Regions from separate parts of the Mus musculus genome. Here regions 1 and 2 are each linked to region 3. The links are chromatin loops, found by intact Hi-C in ENCODE. Cell type or tissue: left cerebral cortex. All regions are shown on one strand.

Region 1 (8,000 bases), 81 kb before region 3:
ATTCACTGAACCTGGAACGTGCCAATCCAGCTAGACTGTCTGGTCAGCAAGTCCCAGGGGTCCCTTTGTCCGCCTCCCCAGCGCTGGAACTTCAAGTACATTAATTACACAGTACTGGCTTTTTATTGTGGTGCTGAGGATCCACACTCAGGTCTTCATGCTTGTATGGCAAATACTTTACCGAGGGAGCCAATGGAGCTGAGGGAAGCCATCTTCTCAGTGCTTACGCAATCTTTCTTAACACTTGCAGGATACTTATGGTAAAGGAGCTCCAGACATGGGATGGGGGTGGGGCATTCCCAGGGCAACTGACTTTGTCTCATTCTAGAGTATACCATTAACACTACCCACCATGAACAGTGCTCCCTGTCTTTTGTTTAAGCACATGCAGAGCAAATGCTTATGTATGTGTATGTATATGCATATGCGTATGTATATGTATATGTGTATGTGTATGTGTATGTGTATGTGTATGTGTATGTGTATGTGTACGTGTACGTGTACGTGTACGTATATGTATATGTATATGTATATGTATATTTTCAAGATGCCCCCTGCCATATTCCTGGAGTCTACAAACTCAGTAAGTGAACAGTGAATGACTGAAAAGGAATAGTTATTAACAATCTCTCTCTCTCTCTCTCTCTCTCTCTCTCTCTCTCTCTCACACACACACACACACACACACACACACACATACACACACACAAGTTCTCTGTCTTCAGAAAGTTTATCCTGTGCTGAGTTAGAAGTTATCCAAGTAGCTGGACAAAGAGGTTCACGCCCACAGTCCCAGCACTTGGGAGGTTGAAGCATATGTTCAAGGCCAGCTGGGCTCCAGAATGAGACTGTGTCTCAAAAACAAAACCAAACAAATATGTAAGTCATTATCTGAAATTTGGAAAATATGTCATATCGAGCAACATGCAAATCAAGTAAAAACCTGGGCCCCAGAGGAGCAAGGGATGGAAGGCTTCTGACTAGGCATGAGGCTGGGAAGCCCTTCTTGTTTGTTTTTACAAATGCAATGCGGGTCTCAAAAGGTCAGTGGCCTTTCCGGCACAGGCGCAGTGAAGCAAGCTGCTGGGTCTCTGTTCCTGATGTTTTTCTCCTCCCGTGCTAATAACTAACAGAGCTGTGCATCTACAGTTTACAGTTTTCAGCTGCCTTCATGGGTATCACGTCTCTGTAAGCCTGGCCGCCTGCACCGCCTCCAGCACCCAGCCTCAGAATCCAGGTTCCCTTGCCTCTGGTGGAAGATGTGGGATGTGTTTTGTCGAGGGTGGAACATCCAGTTCTCCCTGCCAGGCCCTGCCTTCCAGCATTTTCTCACATCCACTCCCTACCTGTTCAAGGGCTCCCTTTCTGGAAGGCGTCTGCAAGACCATGGGAGGGCCCATCCAGTAGCGCTGGACCAGATGAGGCAGAGGGCAGATGAGCCAGCACCTTCTTGCCCTGCAGGCAGAGACAGGCATCCTTACTTTTCACTGGAGCTCGCAAGTACAAACAGTTACATAAGCCTCCCACTGACTTCCAGGGCGCTTTTGAGCAGATTCCATCCCAAGTCCATTAGTTCTATGGGCCCCCCAAAGGCAGGGCAAAGTTGGGGTTTATCATGTGGAATCTCCACCATTTAGGCATTGGCACTCTCTGTCCTTTGTTCCCTCCTCCCTCTCCCTCCTCCCTCTCCCTCCTCCCTCTCCCTCCTCCCCTCTCTCTCCTGCCTTCCTTCCCCTTCCCCAAGTTCTTCTCCACTAAGGTTGTACTCTGCTTCAGGCATCTCCTGAGAGCCAGTTCTGAACCAAGCCCACAAAGCCCGAGCCCTAGAAGCTTGCTTCATCCTGGTCTCTCCTGTCCTCGCTCTTGCAACCGTCTTCCTTGGGCTCCTCGGTGTACCACACAATGAGCTAAGGGTTTACTGAAATTCTTTAGTCTAACTTTCTCTCTCTCTCTCCCTCTCTCTCTCTCATTCGCCCTGTTTTTGTTTTTTGAGATAGGGTCTTACTGTAGCCCAGGCCAGCCTCTCACTTTAGGGACTACCTCATCACCTTCTAAGTTTTTACACCTGGCTTTATCATCCCATTATTACACTCTACCTGATAGACAGTATTATGTTCCACTATGCCTTCTATATTATATGTCACATACTATATATATTTTCCCATATAAGGACATAGGGATCAAGAGGTATTTAAATCATTGGAACTTGCACAGCTGGGAACAGCTTGCACAGTCAGTCGACCCGATTGCCCCCAGATAGCTGGCTGCCGACACCATTCCTCAACACGTAGCAGCTGACATCTACTCTCAGCCTCAGTGCACAAAGAAAAGGAGCCTTTAACACAATGTCTTCAGTGCCACATTTTCCCTTTGAGACTCCGTGCTTTTTTCAAAATCGGTAACGTAAAAATGATGCGTGCCTTTATGGTGTTCATATTTTAATTCATGCACACAGTGTGGGATAGCTAGTTGTTTAACATATGCATTGCTTCACACCCATTTCTTTGTGTTGTGAACACTTAAAATCCACTCTGCAATGTTCAAGTGTATAGACTGCTGTTAACGCTGAGTTACAAAAAAAAAAAAAAACCCAAAAAACCAACTGAGTGACAGAGTAAGGACCATGGTGTGTACATCTTGGGCATCACTATTTCCTCATTTCCTGGGAGTTTGGAAAACGATGTGATTTTTCAATCATTTCTCTAGTCCACAGAGCATGGAGAGCTTTTCTCCTTCTCCCGTAGAGGGTCTCAGGTCCATGCTGGCCTCGAACTCCCTGTTTGTTTCCTTTTCTCTCCCTCCACCTCCTGAGTGCTGGGATCATGGACGTCTACGAACACACCCAGTCAATTCAGTGCTGGGGTTGACCCCAGAGTGAGGCAAGCTCTCTACCCACAGAGCTCCACCCACAGCCCTTGATTGCTTTCATTTTGAGCAAAGGTCTCACCTTGTTACTTGAGTTGGCTTGGAACTCACTAGGTAGCCTGGGCTGGCCTTGAACTTGCAGCAATCATTGTACCTCAACCTCCTGGTGCTGAGGTTGTTGGTATGAATCACCACGCCCAGCTGAGAAACCTTTTCTGATATCCCTGTAATGCGATGAACTGCCTGTCCCTAAGGTTGTCCCCTAAGGTTTGAGCTCATGAGCTGGTGACAAAGGCGAAAAGCAGTATACAGTGTCAGCAAGTGGGATAAGGATCTACTGACTCTCACCAACGGCTTTTGATTTTGTTTTTGTTATTTATTTATTTATAACTGGATCGTAGTCATAGAAGCAACCAAATGCCTAGTGACAGAAACATTAAAGTTGAGCTGCAGAAATGTCTCCAGCTAAGAGCAGGCATACAAGCAGGCATACAAACACGCCTTTTTCCAAGACAAATTCTCCTCTCTTCCCCCACTGGTACATGCTTCCCAGATCCCTCCCCACACACTTTTCCGCCTACAGGAATGACAACTACAGAACCATCAGCCTTTTGTATAACAGGAGCCTCCATCATGGCCCCGCTTGTCACCAGAGACCAGAGACCCAGTTGTTACAGCCTTGGTGGCTGTTTTCAGTGCCCCCCACTTTCTCTCACATCTCAGGGGGAGACAACCGTATGCTCTTGACAGCACCTTTCCTCCAGCGGATGCTTCTCCTCCTGATGGTGGAGGTGCTGCCCCTAGCCAGCATCCCTGTCTCCGTTCCATTTACACCCTGCTAGGTTAAAAGCCAAAGAATCAAAAGGAGTTGAGTAATTTTCTTCCTGGGGTTTCACACAGTTTCTTTCAGGGACGTCTTCAGTTTAGAGCAGGAGGGCTCCTCCCCAACCTTCCAGCTTCCTCCTCAGCCTCCGGAACTGACTCCACTGCCCACCACTTCACAGTGGGCCTTTTCCACCAGACACTTGGGATAGCCCTTAGGCCATTTCAGTAAAACCCCTCCAGCGCGTGAGCTTGCACACGGAGTCATTGTGCTACAGGCTGCATTTAGTTACCTCTGGGCTTCGCACTTAACTTCCTCCCCCAGACTCTAAAGTCTCAGAGAAGTTAGGGACAGGAGCATGCTCATATCTCTTGGCTCAGTACCTTTGCACTCAGAAACTAATCAATATGCTCAATGAATCTTTCAACCACCCTTCTTATATTAAACATAAAGGCAATGATTTAAGCACCATGAATCAAATAGTTAATCCCACTAGGATATAGTTTAAGGTGCATTGGCATGCCTTTGGGTGATTTTTGTCATTGTGTTGGCTAATCACAACTGTCAACTTGATGGAAATCACCTGGAAGAGCAGGCTCTTAAGGAGCTGCCTGGATTAGGTTGATGGAAACAAACCCTTTCTTCTTTAAATTGCTTTTATCAAGGTTTATTTTATCTTTTTAATTTTCTATGTCTGGGTGCTTTGTCTGCCTATAATATGTGAGCCATATGCATGCTGGGGGCCTGTGGAGGCCAGAAGAGGGCATCAGATCCCCTGGACCTGGGGTTAGGGATGGCTGTGAGCCACCATATGGATGTAAGGAATCAAACCCTGGTCCCTTGCAAGAGCAACCAGTGCTCTTGACCTCTGAGCCATCTCTCCAGCCCTGTGTCAGGGTATTTAATCAAAACAGTGGGGAAAGTAAAAGAGTAGTAAGCCTTGATGTGGATGGAGTTCAGCAGAACTAATTACTTCTTTGCATATAGCACAAGCAACGGCTAAGAGTCCAGTTTCTAAATATGTGTTCTATCTGGAGAAAAGCCCCTGTCTTCTCAACCAAAAATCACTTAACCCTTTGATGGACTGGAGAGGTCTCTCAGATCAAGCAGAACAGGACAAAAATCATCTAACATTGTGAAGACATACTGCGAATGGTCAGTGAATGTTCAGTCAGTCTGACATATGACAAGGCTCAGAAACAACTGTAATATGAAAGCCCTCCTCACCCGCCACCACTCAGGCCTGACCCAGAAAGCTGGAGTCAAGGTCTTCAGTGGTGAGGATGCACAGGATGGGAGTGGAGGAAGGTCCTGCCAGGTGGCAGGCCTGACAGATGTGACTGGGGATGGAACAACCCTAAGGGTGCATGAAGAAAACCAATAAAGTTCAGCGTGGATCCCCAAATCCGGGGCCCAGGGGGCAGGGGAGTTCTTGTTGCAAATAGACTCTATTCATGGCAGACAGAGCCTCCAGTGAGACGTCCTCAGATAGTCCCAGTAGTGAGGACAGTCTCTCCTGGAGGAACACGCAGACAAAAGCATAGAAATCCCAACCACCACCCTCTGAACCCAGAGAGTGACTTAGCTACTCCTGCATCGCTGTGAGCTAAAACGTGACAAGGCAACCTGAAGGAAGGAGAGGCTTAGCTCAGTTCAGAGGGTCAGATCTGTCAGTCAGTTATCCCAGAGAAGGTGTGATGGACCCAGCTCTTCCTACCACAGTGTCAAGAAACCAAGAACGAGACAGGAAGGGGGTCATGGGCTCCTTCCTTCTTCCTTGTTCCTCCCTTCCTTGTTCCTTTTTTGTTCCTTTCCTTCCAGCCTGGTCAGTAAACAAGAAACAAAATATCTGCCTGCGAGTTCCAACAGCCAGTGTACTGGGCTTTCTGCTCTCTCTCCTCCCCCTCGCTCACTAGTGTCTGGTATAGGGGTGGGGTTTCTATGAATGCCCTGAGCTACCTTTGTGCTGTTTTTAGGCTTTCTATTCTATAGACCAGAAAAAAAAATTGCTGAAATTAGGAGACATTTGAATGTTCCTCCTCAAGCCCAGAAAAGCTCTCTGCTGTTGCTATGTTTAAGAGCCCAGCATCGAGCTGTTTGGGCTTATGTCTTGCTGTTATGTAATAAATATGTTTTTCAGCTTTGGAAATCTGAGTACCTCTTGCAAGGATGAAAATGGTGGTCTCACAATGCTGTGCACCCCGGGGACACTTGGAAGAGGGTGGGAGAAGACAACAGAATACCTTGGGAGTATTCAAAGAGGGATGTGTGCAGAGGCGATATGAATGACTACTGAATTCCCAAAGAAACAGCAGAGGGGAGAAGAGAAGGGAGAAGAGGGGAGGGATGCTATGTATGCACTGGTGCCAGGGAATGCGTCATCAGAAACCACACTAAAGCTGCTGCAGAAGTCAAAGAGACACAGGAGAGGTGGACTGGTCTATTGGAGAAAGGAGATTTTATTAGCTCCTTCTATTATATAACAATTTACCCTGGTCTCTGCTGCTTAAAATAGAGTGCATTTATTATCAGGCAGTTGTGCGGTTCAGAAGTGTGGCAGTTATGGCTTGAATGTATGTCCCCCATAGGCTCCTGTGCTTGCACACTTACTCCCCTACTGGGGTGCTGATCAGGGAGGTTGTGGAGCTTCACGGAGGAAGTGGCTCATTCCAGGTAGGCCACGAGACCTGATAGCCCAGCCCCATTTCCTGTTCTCTCTCCACCCTTAAGTGTGGATTCAGGGTGACCAGACAGCCTCTTGCACTTGCTAATGTTCCCTCCTCATATACAGCCACGACCCTACCCCCTGCACGCTTCCCCCCTCCAGGAAAGGCATCCCTATAAAACTATAAACCAAAATCCACCCTTTCTTTCTTAAGATGCCTTTGTCAGGGTATTTATCAAAGAAAGAATCAAGAGCTGAAGATGGGCAGCGTAGCCAGTTCTCTGCTTGGTTAGGATCTCACGAAGTAAGGAGTTCACGTCCCCACTCCTACACCATTACCAGCAGAATATGGTTGCCCTTGGTCACAGGACCAAGGTTCAGTGCCCTTGCTGGATGTTGCTCAATTAATTACAATTCCTTACCTTGTGGCTCTCTTGCACAGTCGAGGCAGGGGTATCAGGAGTTCAAAGTCAGCCTTAGCTACATATACTGAGTTCAAGGCCAACCTGGGCTACATGATGCTCAGGTCACATTCTTCCGCCCTGTAATCAGGGTCCCCGAGTTCTACTACTTGATTTTCAGGTTGCTGATTATGAGAGCGGTTCTGTTACCAGGAGTCAGGTCTGGGCTCCAGGTGCGCCTCCAGGATTTTGGCCTCTTATTGAAATGAGGCTCCCACAGATTTGCAGAAGTAACAAGAGAACTTTATTCAAAGTAAAGAGCTTGGACAGATCAGATCCACTGTTGAGAGTGACAATAGGCCACAAGAGGAAAGGTACTCAAGGGCCCCCAGTTATTGCCTCGATCTTCCTTTTATTATTATGGGGGTTTGAAAGAGAACAGACCCCATAGGCTCGTACATTTGAATGTTTGGTCCTCAGTTGGTAGAACTATTTGGGAAGGATTGGGAGATGTGGCCTTGTTAAAGGAGATGTGCCACTGGAGGTAGGCTTTGAGGTTTCAAAAGGCCACACTAGGTGTCTCCCCCTCTCTCCTCACCAGGTCCCCACTCCCCCCTACCAGGTCTCCCCCATCCCCCTCCCCCCACCAGGTCTCCCCCCACCAGATCTCCCCACCTCCCCCTCCCTACTAGGTCTCCCCTCCCCTTGCCTGCTTCCTGTGGATCGTGATGTAAAGCCCTCAGCTACTGCTCCAGCACCATACCTGCCTGCCAGCTGCCATGAGCCCCACACCATGGTAGTCATACATTAGCCCTCTGAAACTGTAAGCAAGTTCCCATTTAAATATTTTCTTTTATAACTTGCCTTGGTCATGGTGTCTTATCACATAAAAAAAAATCTATAAAAAAGGAGGGATTCGGTTACTGGTGGTATGGTTTAGGTGGTTGCCTATTTTGATAGATAGATTCTGTTATATAACCATTTTTCTGTTCTGTGTATCCCAAGGTGGGGCAGTCTCTGGATGGCCTTTCTTTCAGTCTCTGTTCCATTTGTTTGTTTGTTTGTTTGTTTGTTTGTTTTTGTTTTTCGAGACAGGGTTTCTCTGTGTAGCCCTGGCTGTCCTGGAACTCACTTTGTAGACCAGGCTGGCCTCGAACTCAGAAACCCGCCTGCCTCTGCCTCCCAAGTGCTGGGATTAAAGGCGTACACCACCACTGCCCAGCTCTCTGTTCCATTTTTGTCCTTG
Region 2 (8,000 bases), 55 kb before region 3:
GAAAGGTGTGTACCCCCATATCTGTTAAGTTTTTTGTTGGTCTTTTTGGTAATTAAAAGGCAGGCAGTTTTACCTCAGGTTTTGTTTTATTTAAAAAAAAAAAACTTATGACCTCTAGAAACCATATATTTGGGGGACATGGTCAAAGGACGTTATCAACTTGTATGAAAATATTCTTATGAAACTCAGTACTATCTATGTTCAGCATATATGAGTCCAATAATAATGGTGATAAGGGTAATACTGAAAAAATGGCTCAGCAGCTATGAACTACCCATTCTTCCAGAGGACCTGTATTAGATTTCCAGCACTTACACAGTGGCTCACAACAGTCTGACTCTGGTGCCCCCTTCAGGGCTCCTTCGAGAATCAGGCATACAAGTGGTACACAGACATACATGCAGGCAAAACACCCATACACATAAAAATAAAAAAAATTAAAATGAAAAACAAGTTAGAAAAACAGATATAATTTAGTCATTCCATCTGCTCATTATTCATTTTTAAACTGAATTTGTAAATGACATTAAGAGCGTTCCACCTGTATTTACACAGGCTTAGGGATTTAATAGATATGGCTCCTGCTCTTGGGGGATTTCCTATCCAATGAGTGAAGAGGAACTAATTACGGTACACAGTGAGATGAAACAGTAGGCCACGTGTTGAGGAGCAAGCTGCCTGGGATTCAGAGGCGTCCTCTATAATCCCTCCAAGCTAAACCTGTGAGCGATGTGGGTAAACACAGAAAGTGGGTGTGAAGAGAGATGGGGGGGGGGCTGGGATATGAGCAAGCCAAGGAAGCCACTAGCTCTACCCTGTGAAGTCCCCAATTGGTCACAGGGCATCGCAGGACAGTGACCATGAAGGCTGAATGTGGACAGGAAAGCAATGTCACACCACGATATGATGGTGTTGTCTTTACTGGGAGGATGACCCAGAAATGGGGCTGAACTCAGAAAGCCAAAGCCAAAGCCAACAGTGCATCGGAGCCAGAGGTAAGACCTGTGCCGGCTCAGTAGTGGCATTCTAGATCAGAAAACAGCCTACCAGAACTTTCCATGCAAGCTGGGCACTGACCTCGTCTGCCAGTGCCTGATCCTGGGCAGCAGTTGGGTTTACTGTCTGACAATAAAAAGAGTAGAAGACATTTTTATTCAACACAAAAGCTTAGGCAGTGTTTCTTGTCCGTGTCTTGGACTCAGCCAATTTGCAGCATAATTGTTTCCTACCCTAATGTGTATGCAGTAGAATTAGTTCTAGAGGCTGCCATGAGACTAGTCCACAGCAGAGTAATATCTCTGGGGCCCAGGTAGTGAGGAGAATAGAATGTGCCCGGGGTTGGGAGTTGGGGGTGGGGCAGAAGTCCATGGCAGTCATTCTGTGTGGTAGGAGCAGGGAAGACCATGTGCAGGAGTCAGGCTTCGTAAGTTGGTGTGCTGACCTTCAGGTCAAGGACAATTCAGCGGCCATCTTGTCAACAAGCAAATAGTTCTTGTCTCTTGGTGTCTCTGTTCTTTGAAGCCCCCACCACATCCTCCTTCCTGCTTTGTCCTGGGTACCTTTTCCCTAGGTCCTCGAGACTCCTTTCCACATCAGATGCATCTCTTAAAGAACCTTTGTCCCGACTCTGAAAGGCACACAGCGTCTAAGATCCACAAGCCTCCACGGCCACCCTTCATCTGTCCATGGCTGGGGCATAAAGAGTAAGGAGACATCCCTTTGCCTTTTTGTGGAAAATCCCACAACTCTACCCCCCTGTGTTCCAAGTTCCCAGCAAGCAGCCACCTTTAGTAAGTCAGGCCCTGACAGGATCTTACACACAAGGTAGTAATAACCTTTACCTCTTCCCTGCTTGGAAGGCTCCTTAATTTCCTCAGGTGGACTAGATTCACAAAGAACTGGGAATCCCCTGCCTGGTGTCAGGGCACCCAGGTCTTGAAACACAAAGCCTTGGTTGCTTTTCCTGGAAAGAAAAGGAGGCAATTATCTCTCTGTCCTCCGTTCCTCAGATTAGGAAAACAGAAACTAAAGCCGTTTCTCAACCACTTGGGTAACCTCCTTGTCTTTTGAGAGTCTTGCTTTCTGATACCCACCGACAGATCAGCTGGCACCCTAGTCTGGCACCTTGAAGTCTGTCAGAGCCACGGATCCTAACCCCTTTAGTCTACTCATAGATCTTTCCTGAGCCCCGACTCTGTAACTCATAGGCACCCCTGCCTGAGAAAAGATGGCTGCCATGGAATGGCACCTCCCACTGTCTTCTCATGAACTCCTGGTGTTCTCCTCACCACCCCAAGGCGCCTGATCTGGTTGAAGGTGACATGAAGGTGACATGGTGACACAGAATGTGAATGGCTGAAGGCTAGAAATCTGAGCTGTCTGGGAACCCCCTCACCTCTCGTGTTTCTAAAATGACTTCGGAATTAGGGTGCAGGCATGCAAAGCCCAAGGGAACGCCATCATTTTCGAGGAGGCCAGCTGTCCCCAGATCCAGGCCAAGAAATCCTAGGATCTGATGGCCCACACTCAGCTATGTGGCCAAACCGCTTCACGTCTGTGCTTCAGAAGTGACTGGGTAGTTCCATTGCTGGTCTTAAAGGAAGGGCCTCTGACTTTTCCCAGAGATGATGGAGTTCTTGGTCCTACCTCCTTCTTGTCTGCTTAGGAATCTTTCTCGGCTCCCTTAGGTGCCTAAACTCCAGTTCACACGAGTGGGACATTTCTACATAATTTCCTTACATACAGTTGTTTCAGGGGGTTCCCAACCCACAGAGTCTCTTTCTGTGTCTCTCTGTGTCTCTCTGTCTCTCTCTCTCTGTCTCTCTGTCTCTCTCCCTCTCCCTCTGTTGCATTTTCTACCTGGTGTGGAGTGAAAGCAAAGCCAAGTTCTCTCTGAAGCCCAAACTAAGGGACTTGGTCCAAGTTCTTCACAGAACATTCTCAGCCAGCCTTGGTGGGAGCACATTTGTAATTTTAGTTCCTGAGGAGGCTGAGGCAGGAAGACAGCAAATCCACCGGTTATGTAGCAAGTTTGAAAGGCCTGGGCAACTTAGTGAGACCTTAAATAAAATAAAAACATAAATAAAATTATATAACCCATTAAAATGTTATTTATTATTATTATTGGGAGCGGTCATGTGCGCGCACACACACACTGGTATGTGCATGCTACGTATGGTGTGCCTGGGAGAATGGGGGCACTCCTTTGAGCAGTTGGTTCTCTCCTTCCACTTAGGATCTAGGACGGAAACTCAGCTCTCTAGGCTTATGTGGCTCCTGCTTTTACCCACTGAACCATCCCACAAACCTTAAGATAAACCTATTAAAGGGCCAGGTATACCTAACTCAGTGAGACAGTCCTTTGCCAGCATGCTCTGGGTCAATACCTAGTGATATGCCTACACAGAGTGTATCAAGATTCTCCAACACTGGGGTCACCCTTTCCAGCCTAGCCCTGTGGACTCAGGCTAAGCCTCCGTCCATCCTTATACCTGGTGCCTGGAATGTTCAGTGATAGTTTTAAGAGCATTAAAACTGCATGCCTGCTCCTGCCCGCCTTACCCACCCATCAGTCTAGAAGCCGTATCCGTTCCCCTCCTCCTGGTTGTGGTTCACATCTCCATCCTGCTGCTGTTCTCGCACATGCTCAGAACAGCTGATGATCTGATTTGTGTTTTCCAGATCTGTTGCCTCGCCCGCATCCCCAGGCTGGCAGATATTTTAAGCACATGAATCAGGGTATCTGGCATGGCTTCCTCTGCAGCAGAGCTCCGGCTGCAGGCATAATGAAGTTGGGAGGGGGAACAGTTCAACTTATCAGGGAGGAGCTTTGCGTTGGTAACTAGTCTGCCTGGCAACAGCACAGGCAAAGAAAGATACCGGGCCCCTTAGTATCAGAGTCAAAGCGTGCACCCCCAAAGATCAGCATCTTTATACAGTTTCCCTTTGCTGCGGGGGAGGGGGAGAGTATGCTCCTTTTTAAAAAAAAGGAAGATAAATTTTGTCTGTGCATGTTCCAAACGATCGATGTTCCCTACCAAGCCACAAGATAGGGAGATGTGATGGGCAGCAATGTCATCGGTCCGTGGCGATCCATGGGTCATAAGAACTCCATTTCTGAAGTAAAATGGGTGGCTGGAAAAGAATTGGCACCAGGCAGTGACCTCCATGATTCTGTGTGGGCATCTTGTTTGCAGAATGGGGCTGGAGACAGGAGAGAAGCTAGCATTCTTTTCCATTTCTAGTCTCCTGAGCATGCACGCATGCCTGATACCGGTCTATTTCATGAGGAATTCATGCAGAATGAGGGGCAAAGCAGATAAAGGATGGCATGGACTTCCCAGTACTTGGGGTGACTTCAAGACCTCTCAATGTATAGGACGGACAGTGACTGACACAGTCGAAGCGGAACCAGGGTGTGTTGGATACGACTTGGCCCTGGCTCTGTTGATACTGGAGGCATCCTGAAATTGTCTCTCCTTTCCCCTTCCCAGTTTCCTTTCCACCATGTGGAGAATGAGCCAATGATTCCACAGAAGTCTTCCCAGGTCTGGCATTCTAGAATTCCAAAGTCAAAGATAGTTTTACCATTCTGAAGCAGAACGTTTAAAATGTTCCTGTAAATGTTTATAAATCAGACACCTGAATCGTTAGCTTCTCCCTTCTCATCTCAGTGTGCATACAAGCCTTCAGGCTTCAGTGTCTCCGAGCATACACAGGCCATGGGATCTGGGATGCATTTACATTTTTAGCATCAGTGTAATTCTATTTGGCTTCGAGCCACAGGAAGTTCAAGCCTGATTCAATTAAAAGTTTTATAAAATGAGATTTTAAAAATGAAAGACAACGCATTGCATATGCGAACCCATTGTACTTTATATTGGTATCCAGTCAGGCACATTAGGGGCGACTTGTGCTCAGGCCAAGAATCTGTTAACAATCCACAGAGTCGAATATTTTACTGTCTTATTTGGAAGCATGGAATTTAGGAGCTGGCAGGGGCTTAGAAGGTAGGCAGGCATGGCCTGTCCAACAAGGGCGAGAGGACTTTGAGTTCGGCTCCTCCTGATGCAGTCTTCACGGTATGGGCCGGAAAGGCAAGCAGATGAAAAGCCATCTGTTAAACCTGGTGACGAGAAGGCCGTCAACCACATAAAACAGAATTGGATTCAGTCTGCTTCTCTTTCCGTGGAAAGCTTCCAGAGCAGGGGCGAAATTCCTGCAAGTCAGTGAAGGGGTGGAGACAACAGGGCAGATGACAGGCAGAGGGAGAAACAGCCCAGGTAGCAGCTGCAGCTGGGTTTTCCCCGTCCAGCCCACACTGCAGAGAGGCAATCCTCCTTGGGAACAGAATGGAAGACAACTCAAGACTCAGAAGGGAACTTTGAGCCACTGTAAACGGAGAAACCAAAGAGCCTCAGTAATTGGTCAAAACTCCAGGTCTGGGTAGACAGGCATATGTCGGTGGAGCCTTGAAGAGAAACTCAGACAAAACCCATGGGGACAAAGATCCCGAGATGAGCCAGATTTGAGTAGCTGGGGACAGTCCCAAGCTACAGAATGGGAAGGCATTGTTCAAAGGTGAACGGTTCTCCACCGGTTCCTGCTGAAATCTCGGATCCCAGCTGGTGTCACTATTTTGGGAGGTATTGGAGACTCTCAGGAGTGTGGCCAAGGCCCGCCCCTCTCCCCCAGGAAGGGGGCATGCCTTTGAAGGGTGGATCTTGCACATCCCTCTCTTCTCCTCCTCTTCCCTCTTCCTCACTACCGTGAACCAAGCAACTTCTCTCAGGCCTGTTGTTTCTCTGTTGCGGTAGGTCTAAAGACAACGGAGCTGAAACCCTCCAATCTGTGCCAAAGTAAAGAGTGCTCATGGTCACTCCTGAGGAGAAGGTTGAGAATTCAGTTGAAATCAGGAGAAGAGGGTTTTTGGAGGTCAAGGCACCGGATTCAAAACAGTGACTCTGAAATGTCTAGAGCTCTTTTTGTTTACGTAACTGTGGCTGGGTAACTGTTTAAAGAAGCTACACAGCAGTTTTGGCGCAGCCAACAGAGTGGGAGAATAGAGAGCAATCAGGACAGAATTATTATTCTCTTTAGTCATCAGATATCAGAACTGAATACAAGGTCAGTTTGTCTCCCCTGTGCTCACAAGCCATTAAAAACACAGCAGAAAGGAGTTAGAGCCATCTGAATACGTTTACCAAAAATTACAGGAATACTTCCTGTCTTACAGAACAGGATGAGATAGTTAGGGAGGGGTGTTTGTATCAGGACTGATGCCGAGAGCTGCTCCCAGGTTCTCCTGTCTACTGCTTCCCATTTTTCCCATGATGCTCACGTAGGGTGGCTCTCCTCACACCATTTTAGGCATTGATCTGGGCATTGATATTTAACATAGTGAAAGCAGAAGACTCTCACTTGCATAAGTTCTTAGGAGCAAGGAATTCCCTCCCAGGAGCACCTCCCTCAACTCTCCCTCACAGCTTGTCTGTCAGGATTTCAACACAGACTCCCGAGGCCAAACCAATGGAAACGTCAAGAGATTAAGGGAAGTGATAAGGCTTAGGCCTTCCCCCAGGGCACATGGTCACCAGCCTCAGGTGAAAAGACTGTGTAGGCATCACAAGGAACGAACGTAGATCTGAGCAGCACATGGGGTTACGATGGCTAATGGCCACAGGGAATGGAGGTTGAGACACCCTCTTCATTGGGTCTTTGCTCTCTTCTTCAGGGACAGTAATAACACCCAACTAGCCAATAGCCAACAGAGGTGACACACCCAAGGCTTCTTAAAGAGAGAGTTCTCAATTCTCACTGCTCTGGCTCAGCTTGGTGGCTTTTCTGGCACACCATTTTGCCCTTGTCTGGTAGCTGAGGCTCAGTGCGGGTCGCCAGAAATTAGACATGACCACATTGGTGACGAGTCAGAGCCTTTTTTGGTGGAAGCAGGAAGAGTTTCAGAATCAGATCTGGTTTGATTGTTGAGCTTTGAGATAAGGGGAACTTTCTCTAGGCCCACCTCCACCACACTTCTTTTGGCACGTGAATCCCATCAAGGGAGACAATATTCTGAGAGCTATCATAACAATGAATTCTGTAAGTCCATGAAAAAAAATGGTGGCATTCCAGGGGCTATGGAAAAGGAGAAATGAGTAGCAGAAACCCTATTTTGCTCTTACAACCATCCTCTCAATTCAACACAACCCAAAAGAAGCCAAAGAAAAGCTGAAGAGTGGGAGAGAAGCCTGGAAGGAGAATGATCAAACCTGCTGCTGTGTCTAGGATGGACCAGATGCACATGGATACTATTCACATTATTTTATTGTCAGAATCCTAAAGTCAAGTTCTGGAAAAAATGTCACAGAGACAAGAGGCAAGCAACACACTCTAGATCTTGTGTTGGGGACCATTGCTTCCGGTTTCCCTGTTCCTCTCTTTCGTCTTCCCGACAGCATTATGAGTCCCCTCGTAGGGTTTCCAAGTCCAGTGTGTTCTTATACTCTAACTAAACTGACTGCCATGTCCCAGATACTCAGCAAAGAAATCTAGCAGAAGCGGACGATGATGCAAGAAGGCAGTGCATTTCATCATGACAACACCAACAAACAAAGATCTCCAGTCATTTCTCTATGATGGTGAAGCCAGCTAGGCAGTTAACACACCAACCATCTCTACCCTGGACTTACTATTGACTACCATGTGACTGATGACAGGCTACAAGTCTATTCTAAACTCAAGAGCCAACTTCTGTGGTCTGTGGAGGCTCCCCTTACCTCAGAGATGAGCCAGCAACACAAAGAATCACAAACAGATCTGAGAATCAGGGACCCCTGCGTGCTCACCAGCTTCCACTCCTTAGCTCTCTCCATCTCCTTTCACTGTTTCCTGTATTTGCCTTCGCCACTTTCTCCTTGCTGCAGCACCGCGAGCTCTGTGGTCCCCACTTATGGGACCCAGATACATGGAACCAGCAATCCCGAAAGGGTGGAGCCCTTTCC
Region 3 (8,000 bases):
AAAGCTTGCGTACAAAACTCTATTGTATACTGGCTTCTCCTTCAGACTGTGCATTCCCTAGTGTCCAGGAGTGTGTTAACCTCTCTGGCCCTATATTCTTTACTAGACAGACAGGTGACAGACAGGTGACCAGTAAAATGCGGAAGAAGTGGGATGTGCGGATGTCAGAGCTCAGGCCTCGAGAGACACAACTTCCACCTCCTGTCCCTGTCTGGAACCCTACCTTTTAGTTCCCGTAAATCCCAAGACTGCCTGGCTGGAAAAGCTGGCCTGCAGCCTGGCAGCTCTCAGCCTTCTGTCCCTAGCTGCTAAGGTGCTGGTGTCTGTCTGACTGAAGCCTCCAGAGTCCTAGCAAGATGCTCGTGGAGCAGGAGGCCCTCCTGGCTAGGCTCCCTTGCGGGATCACAGGTTCTACTAGATGGTTGTTTTAAACCTATGAGATTTACAGTGATTTGTCACACGAGATAAACAGAACAAAATCCACGGGAGAGTAGTATCATGTACACGGCTCCCACTCTCTCCCCAGAGATTGGCTTGTATCCTAACAGCTATTCTCGCCTGAATAGGGCTCGATAGCGCACGTGTAAGCAAGGTTTATTTTTTATTTTAAAATTATGGCCAGCAGTAGCTAGGAATGCCGTGGCCCATCCTGTGTGTGCTCTCAGGCAGAGCAGACCAGAGGGCCAGAGCAACCTCAGGACATGAAGCTTGCAAAGAGAATTGTCTTTAGCATTCAGAACCTGTAGAAGATAAAACCCATATTTCTTTCTTTCTTTTTTTTTTAAATATTTGTTTATTTATTTATTATATGTAAGTACACTGTAGCTGTCTTCAGACACTCCAGAAGAGGGCGTCAGATCTCATTACAGATGGTTGTGAGCCACCATGTGGTTGCTGGGACTTGAACTCAGGACCTTAGCAAGAGCAGTCGATGCTTTTAACCGCTGAGCCATCTCTCCAGCCCCCCATAGTTCTTTCTTCTGATCAGTGGAGGGTTCTACCGGCAGCTAGAGGTGATAGAATGGGCTTAGATGGAAATGAGATATAAATCGAGTCACCCGTGGCTGTGACAGTTAGAACCATGAGATTGAATGAAAATTACACAAGATAGATACATTCTCCTTCTTTGTCACCTTCATGGTCGATCCATAAATGCAGCTGCAAAAGAAAAGAAAGACATATGGGGGAGATGAAGACAAAGGAATCTGATCAACAGGAAAGATGGCTGTGAAAAGTTAGCCGTTCATATGCATTAGAAATTTGGATTTAGGGACCTGGAAATCATGTTACTAGTGTTTTATGGATTTCCCCCAAATAACTAACGAGAAGAACTTAATAATAAACTAACGACAAAATAATGGGCTAGTGTGAAAATTCTTGGGCAAGATGGGAAGAAATCGCAGTACCCATCCTAACAAGTGATTTGACTTATTTTAAAGGTTTTCTTGTTGTAAAGTGGGATCTGTTTCTTCCATGAAATAACCTGAGTTTGCAGGAGGGACAGAAAAGTCGTGTAGAAAGGAGAGAAAGGATAAGCAGCCATTAAGTAATGCCATCTTTTGAGAAATTTAGAATAATCTTGCTCTTTCAATGCAACCTCTTTGTAAAAATTTAAGCAAGTCGCTCTTTTATTTCTGCTTCATATGCAGGGATGATTAAGTGTGTATAAATAGCTCCCACCTGTGAGATGGCTCAGCAGTTAACGGTGCTTGCCACTAAGCTAAAAAAATCTGGGTTTGAGCGTTGGAACCTGCATGACAAAATGAAAGAGCCGACTCCAGCAAGTGGTCCTTTGACCTCTCCACAAGTCATGGAACACCTGCCCTTACCACACCACGCACTCTTACACAATAATAATTAAATGAAAACCTCACACATACAGATAAATAAATGCAACTTTTAAATAAAAAAACAAACAATTGTGGCTACATCGTAAAAGGGGAATAAATGTACCGGCGAGCTATACAAACAGAAATACTGTCTAAGAATTCAACATCTGGCCTGATTCCGTTGCTTCCGAGACTGGAAATAGTCCCACCCAAAGACTTCAGATGTGCATATAAGAGACTTCTCTTACTGCTGTGACAAAAAACAGCTTGTGACAGAACACCGCACAAAATCAGCTTGGTGGAGGCAGGGTCTACCCTCACAGTTTGTGGATACAGTCGGTCACAGCAGGGCAAGGGCTTGAGGCGGGAGTGTGGGCGTCTGGTCACGTGGCATCCACAATCAGGAAGCAAGGAGAGATGAAAGCTGGAGCTCAGCGGGTTTCTGCCTATTTCTCTTTTCGTTCAGGCTAAGCCCCCAGCCTATGGTCTCCTACCCCCTAGTGTTAGGATGGACCTTCTCACCTCAAATACTCCAAAGTAGAAACTCCCCCAAAGACATGCCCACAGATCTGTCTCCGCGGGGGTTTTAGATTCTGTCAGGTTGATGATCAGTATTAGCCCTCCTTAGAGCTTAGTGAGTCAGTCAGGCAGTCCAGAGGAATATGTTTCGTAGAGAGCCCTGAACCGTCAACCCACCATTGCTACCACTTCTTGGGCTCCATCCGTTGCGCCATAAGAAGCACTGATTCCATTAATCATTATTGGTCATTTTTCCTTAGTATTGAAGATACTATTTCTCTCTTCCTAACTATATGACAGTCTCAGGAGCAGAAACTTCGTCGTATGTAATTCCTCCACACTGCATCTTTATTATGTTTCTCCCTTCTTCTATCTTGGGAACTATCACCCTGCCATCTCCCCACACTTTTGTCCAGGCTCCTCTGTGCCACTTTCTAGAACTTGCCCCCAGACTTCCGGTTGCAGCTGACGGAGGTGGGCGGGCCCCTCTCTTACAGCTGGTACGGTAGGACGCTTTTCCTTCAGAGATTTTGCGGACGTGGGAGATGTTGTTTGGAATGGGTTCACGAGGTATTCTCCCACGTGGACCAGAAAGATGGAGGAGACTGTTCTAGCGAAAGAGGGAAGAGCAAGATGAAGACAGCTACAGAGAGTCCTGAGAGTAGCGGAGGTGTGTTCGTGGGGCTCGCTCCCCACCGAGGCTATTTTGGAAATCATTTTTGTTCTTTGCTTTTTATAATAAAGTTCATGTTTTGTGTAAAGGTAGTTCTGGTGGCCCCACAGATTCTGAAAAACAAAACGAAAACCAAAAAAATCCGAAGAGGCAAAGGGGGTTGTGGATGGTTTCTAGGCCAGCAGTCCAATTCACAGGGCCTAACAAAACGCATACTATTTCGCTTAGGGTTTTTGTTTTTGTTTTTGTTTTTTTACCTCAAAGTCAAGTGTGGTAACACACACCTTTAATTACAGCACTTGAAAGGTAGAATCGGGTGGATCTCTATGAATTGGAAGCCAGACTGTTCTTCACAGTGAGTTCCAGGCTAGCTAGAGCCACAAAGTATGACCTTATAACATAAAAACTTGATCACCACCACCATCATCATCTTAAATAAAACAAATTTGCAGAGGTTAAAAAAACTTTCCCCAAAGCTGGACAGCTACTAAGTCTAGAGGTAGAGGCGGGACTTGTGACCAGGTTAGAATGAATCCAATATGGTGGCCTGTATATTCTTTGGTGGGACACTGGTCTCTTTATTCTTGCTCCTGTACTGAAGAGCCAGGCTATGGGGATTTGAATGAGTTCTGTTAGCCAGTCAAGCATCATGGAGTTGGTCTTAGCTTATTGGTGGGATTGTGTTTTGTGCTGCCCTCTAGAGACAGTATGGAACAAGTAAAGTATAACTGCCCATCAGGTCTACCAGGAAGCTGGATATAGTTCTAAGAGGGAGCCACTGGATGCATTGGTCTTCAGGGTTCCCCATCACAAAAACTAGTGTGGGCTGGCCAAATCGGTGCAATGACTAAGATCCACTTGAGCCATCATGGCTGCCAGAAAAGCATCGAGGATGTACACCACACCTACTCAAGGTCTTCATACCTGGTCATCCTGCCAACATGAGCTGTGGTCATGCTTGATAGCCAAGGTTGGGGGTTTAAGAGACAATGATGGAAGACAGGAGTGATAAAGGGAAGAGAGAAATCATATTAAGAAAGTGGAAACTGGGCTTGGGGAGGTAGCTCAGTGGGTAGGGTGCTTAGGGCTTGAGTTTAAATCCCACATATAAAAATCTAGGAATGGCTGGTTCACTGAAAGACCCTACCAGGAGGCAATAAGGCAGAAAGCAATAAAGGAAGACACCCTCTTGTGGCCTTTGCATATGCATGCATAGGCACACATAATTGAATACAGTGTAATACTCGCCTGAGTATGCACACATGTGTACACACACACACACACACACACACACACACACACGAAAGGAGAGACCTTCAGAAACTCTGATCAAAAGTCCAAATGTCAGATTCTCAGATTTTTGACCAGGAACAAATAGATTGCAACTCCCCCCCCCCCCCCCACCAAGGTAATTTATCAGCATTTTGTCTAAATGGGTGCAGTCTTGATTTTCTAAAAAAGAAAAACAGAAAACAAAACAAAACAAACCAAAAAAAACAAAAAAACAAAAAACCCCAAACTATCCCATCTGAAATTACTCAGATAGTTGGCTAAAGAGAGAACCAGAACTACAGAACTACAGTTCAGAAATGAAGTCTTCCTTGAGGTTTTGAGATTTTCCTGTAAGTTCACACTGCATACCCACCTCCACAGTGTGTGTGTGTTACAGGGCACACACGCACAAACAAATAGTATGGAATTGTATGTTGTGAATGTAGGTACACAACACACTGGTAGACCATATATTTAACATGTACAAGACCCTGGGGATCAATCCTCAGCATGGAGGGAAAATTACATGTAGTGGCCTTGGCTCTTTCTCACACCCAGCGGATCATGATCAACTCCCAAGTAAAATAAGCAAGTAAATGAAATGAGACTTTATTTGTGGACAGTGACTTTGTGATGTGCTGGAGAAGCGGGTGCCAAGCTGTTGTGCAGTCCTAAATATAGCCGAACCATTGGCCCGTGCAGTCTTCCCTCTTTTCCCTTAAAAACTCCTTGCTGTAAGAGCTCCCCAGTGAGCTCTCAGACAGAAATACTCACCAGTTCCTGCACTCGGAAAGACACAGCCTCTCGAAGTGCTCTCCTTGGATGCTACCGTGCAGGGGCAACTCCAGAGCTTCTGACTTCTTGTGAGTGTCGTCTCTATTGGCTGACAATGTTACAAGGCAGATGAGCCTTGGGAGGCCTCAGCTGACCACATCTGTGTCATGAGCAAGGCTCTTTTCATTTCTATGCATTTAGAAAAGACAAGGAACTAAAGAGGGAAGCCTTTCCCAACATCTTGTCTACCGTGAAATCAGACTCAGAGGGGATTGCCAACCTTGAAGAGAATAGTCAAATTATTTCAAACAGAGCAAAGCGCTCCCTGAAAGAAAGTACTATTGGAGAGATAAATAAAGGCACCGTTCAGAGAGATGCCTTCTTTTAAACATAACTGGAACAACATGCCCTGATGGCTACACAGAAATAAGTGGTGGAGGATTGGTGGGCCAGAAATTTCAGTCCTGCTGGGATTTTTATTGAATCCATATTTACAAGAAAATGATCTGAACACAATAATGTCATGAACAACTTGACAGGACAATGCTTTGTGAGAAGACCGCTATAGTACGAAAAGAAAGTTTGCGTGAGTGCTTTAAATGAAAACGTGAGCTCAGTGCAGTGTATGAGCAACAAACAGTGGTTGTTTTTTCATTTGCACACCGCCCTCTTCTGCACCATCTCCGCATCTGTAAATTCCTCACCTTTCAGAGTTCTCTGCATCCTGAATGTAAATTTGAGTACAAGTCCACCTTGCCACAGATCTTTCAGCAGCTCTTTAGTATATGGAAGAGAAAGCCCAAGGACCTTGCAATGTTGGCCCTTGGCATTTTGACGTCATTCTCTCAAGCTGACATTGGTGCCTAAGACCTGGGATGCTTCCCAGACCCTGCTCCTCTATCTCCGTGGCACTAAAAGCTCCTGGAGACTTCCTAAGAGGAGGTAAAGGCAGATAGACTGCCACTCCACTAGGATGACAGCTCTCTTCCTGCTTTGCTGTTGAACATCATTCATTCATTCATTCATTCGTCCGTTCATTCATTCATTCAAAAGGCATTTCTTTGGTGTCTTCCTTGTGCAGAAACTGCTAGACCGTAGGGATCAGGTGACATAAGTCTATTACCTAACATTTCTTCTGGCGGTCAGAAATCCCATGTGTGTATAGAGTGTAGAGAGGCTTGCGGGTTGCATTCCTGCTGAAGACACCTCAGGAGAGTCTGATTTGCCCACGTTTTCATTCCCTGGGGGTGGTCCATATTTGTTGGTTCATGATCTTCTTCCTCCATGGTCAGCGATAGCTCTGAAAGCATCTTCATCTGTCTCCATGGCTTTGTCTCTTTCTTTTGATTCTGATTGTCTGTCCACTGCCTGTGAGAACCTTGTGACCTCATTGGCTCCCTTGAGTAGTTCAGAGTTAGACCCTTTCTACTTCAAGATCATTACTGTGAGCACACCTTCACAGTCAGTCCCCTTTGCCACGGAGGGGAAGATGACATCGATTCTGAGGATCTTGGGAGCAGCTGACTTTGTTTACTACCCTCTGTTAACTCTTCTCTGTTGTTAAATCAGAGGAGCTGGGAGCCATGGCACATGCATACAGTCCCCGGTACTTAAGATTCTGACTCTGGAAGATCCCTTGGCCAAAGGAAGTTGAGGCCAGTAAAGGCAATATAGTGAGACCTGAAATCAAACAAAGAACCACCTGCAAACCAACCAAACAAGAGAAAACAGAAGCATCTAGAATTCTAATTCTATTTCAAGGTGTTGGAATCCTGCAGTGACTATGGATGTGCCGACAGGGGCTCCAAACTGTAGGTAGGAGACAAATGATAAGCTGACCAACAGTTAAATAACAGAAAGCAACAGGAAGTTAAGGAAAAGGGAAGCTGGCGGGAGCCTGGAAGTGGGAGGTTGAGACGACTGCTGTTATGTCCTGGTGGTCACAGCAATCATTATAGAGAAGTGGCCAAGGTGGCTCTGGAATTCCAACAAGAAGGAGCGGAACACAAAGAAACAGGAGGGGAAGGCTCAGAAGTCAGCCAGGATGATGAGACCACTTAACATGCAGAGATTTTAAAAATTGTGCTGCTAGCGAGGAACCCACCTCCTGTACCTTGGGAACACTGTCCCACATGGCCAGCTACACTTCAGCCCAGTTTAGTGATCACTATCCTCAGCCTGAAAAAGTTACAGCGTGTGGAGATGGTTGTGACTCAGTGGGACCTGGGGCAATGGGGGAAAGTACATTGCTAAGATACCACCTGATCCAGAGAAGGGGCTTGTGGGGAGAGAGGTTTGGCTTGCCTTTGCCTCTGTCCAAACTTGTTTTTTCTTCCCGGGGTTGAACCCAGCTGGAATCCCCTGGTTAAGGGAGGCTCAGAAATGTGGGGGTCAGATCTCCTGTGAGAGAGAGCACCGGGGCTCCTGCGAGTGAACAGGCAGATGATCAACCTAGTCACCTTTGTACAGACTAAGGGAGCTCAGGGACTGAGCCAAACAGTGCTTGGGGAAAGAGTGCTCCTGGAAGAGGGCTTAGCAGATGTGAGGCCTGAGGCAGGAGAGTACCTGGTTAATGTATTTAAGGACAGGGGGGTTATCACTGCGGCTGCAAAGGAGGAGGTTGGAGAACAGAGTTCACCTTCTATGCTTGTTGGTTCTACATCCTCATAGATTCAAACAACCATGGATGAAAGATATACTTGCACACACACACACACACACCACACACACACACACACACACACACACACACACACACACACACACCACACACACACACACCACACACACACACACACCACACACACACACACACACACACACACACCACACACACACACACCACACACACACACACACACACACACACACACCACACACACACACACACACACACACCACACACACACCACACACACACACACACACACCAC

The links. Hi-C counts contacts between places; a loop is a spot of excess contacts. Peaks named below come from ENCODE experiments on the same cell type or tissue, not always from the same donor. Only the 100,000 strongest peaks of a DNase experiment are listed, where the experiment ranks them.
Region 1: it touches region 3 in a loop (7-fold over the local background); 4 of 42 quality-filtered maps call a loop at or near these places.
Region 2: a loop joins it to region 3, with 3 times the contacts of the local background. A loop is called at or near these places in 5 of 42 quality-filtered maps.

Annotation. Positions count from the first base shown.
Region 1 is chr12:82,074,716-82,082,715 of GRCm38, forward strand. All of the region lies in intron 3 of Gm30799 (a long non-coding RNA gene), which reads left to right. Among named protein-coding and RNA genes, the nearest start is that of Gm30799, 9.0 kb to the left of the region's middle. In left cerebral cortex, a CTCF peak has its summit at 1,250; DNase peaks (open chromatin) are centred at 191, 861, 1,265, 2,400 and 5 more places; H3K27ac peaks cover 6,880 bases.
Region 2 is chr12:82,100,696-82,108,695 of GRCm38, forward strand. All of the region lies in intron 6 of Gm30799 (a long non-coding RNA gene), which reads left to right. Among named protein-coding and RNA genes, the nearest start is that of Gm30799, 35 kb to the left of the region's middle. In left cerebral cortex, a CTCF peak has its summit at 373 (motif pointing left); DNase peaks (open chromatin) are centred at 2,268, 2,504, 2,989, 3,713 and 3 more places; H3K27ac peaks cover 4,643 bases.
Region 3 is chr12:82,155,853-82,163,852 of GRCm38, forward strand. No RefSeq gene overlaps it. Among named protein-coding and RNA genes, the nearest start is that of Gm30799, 90 kb to the left of the region's middle. In left cerebral cortex, a CTCF peak has its summit at 3,697 (motif pointing left); DNase peaks (open chromatin) are centred at 358, 1,695, 2,857 and 5,045; H3K27ac peaks cover 740 bases.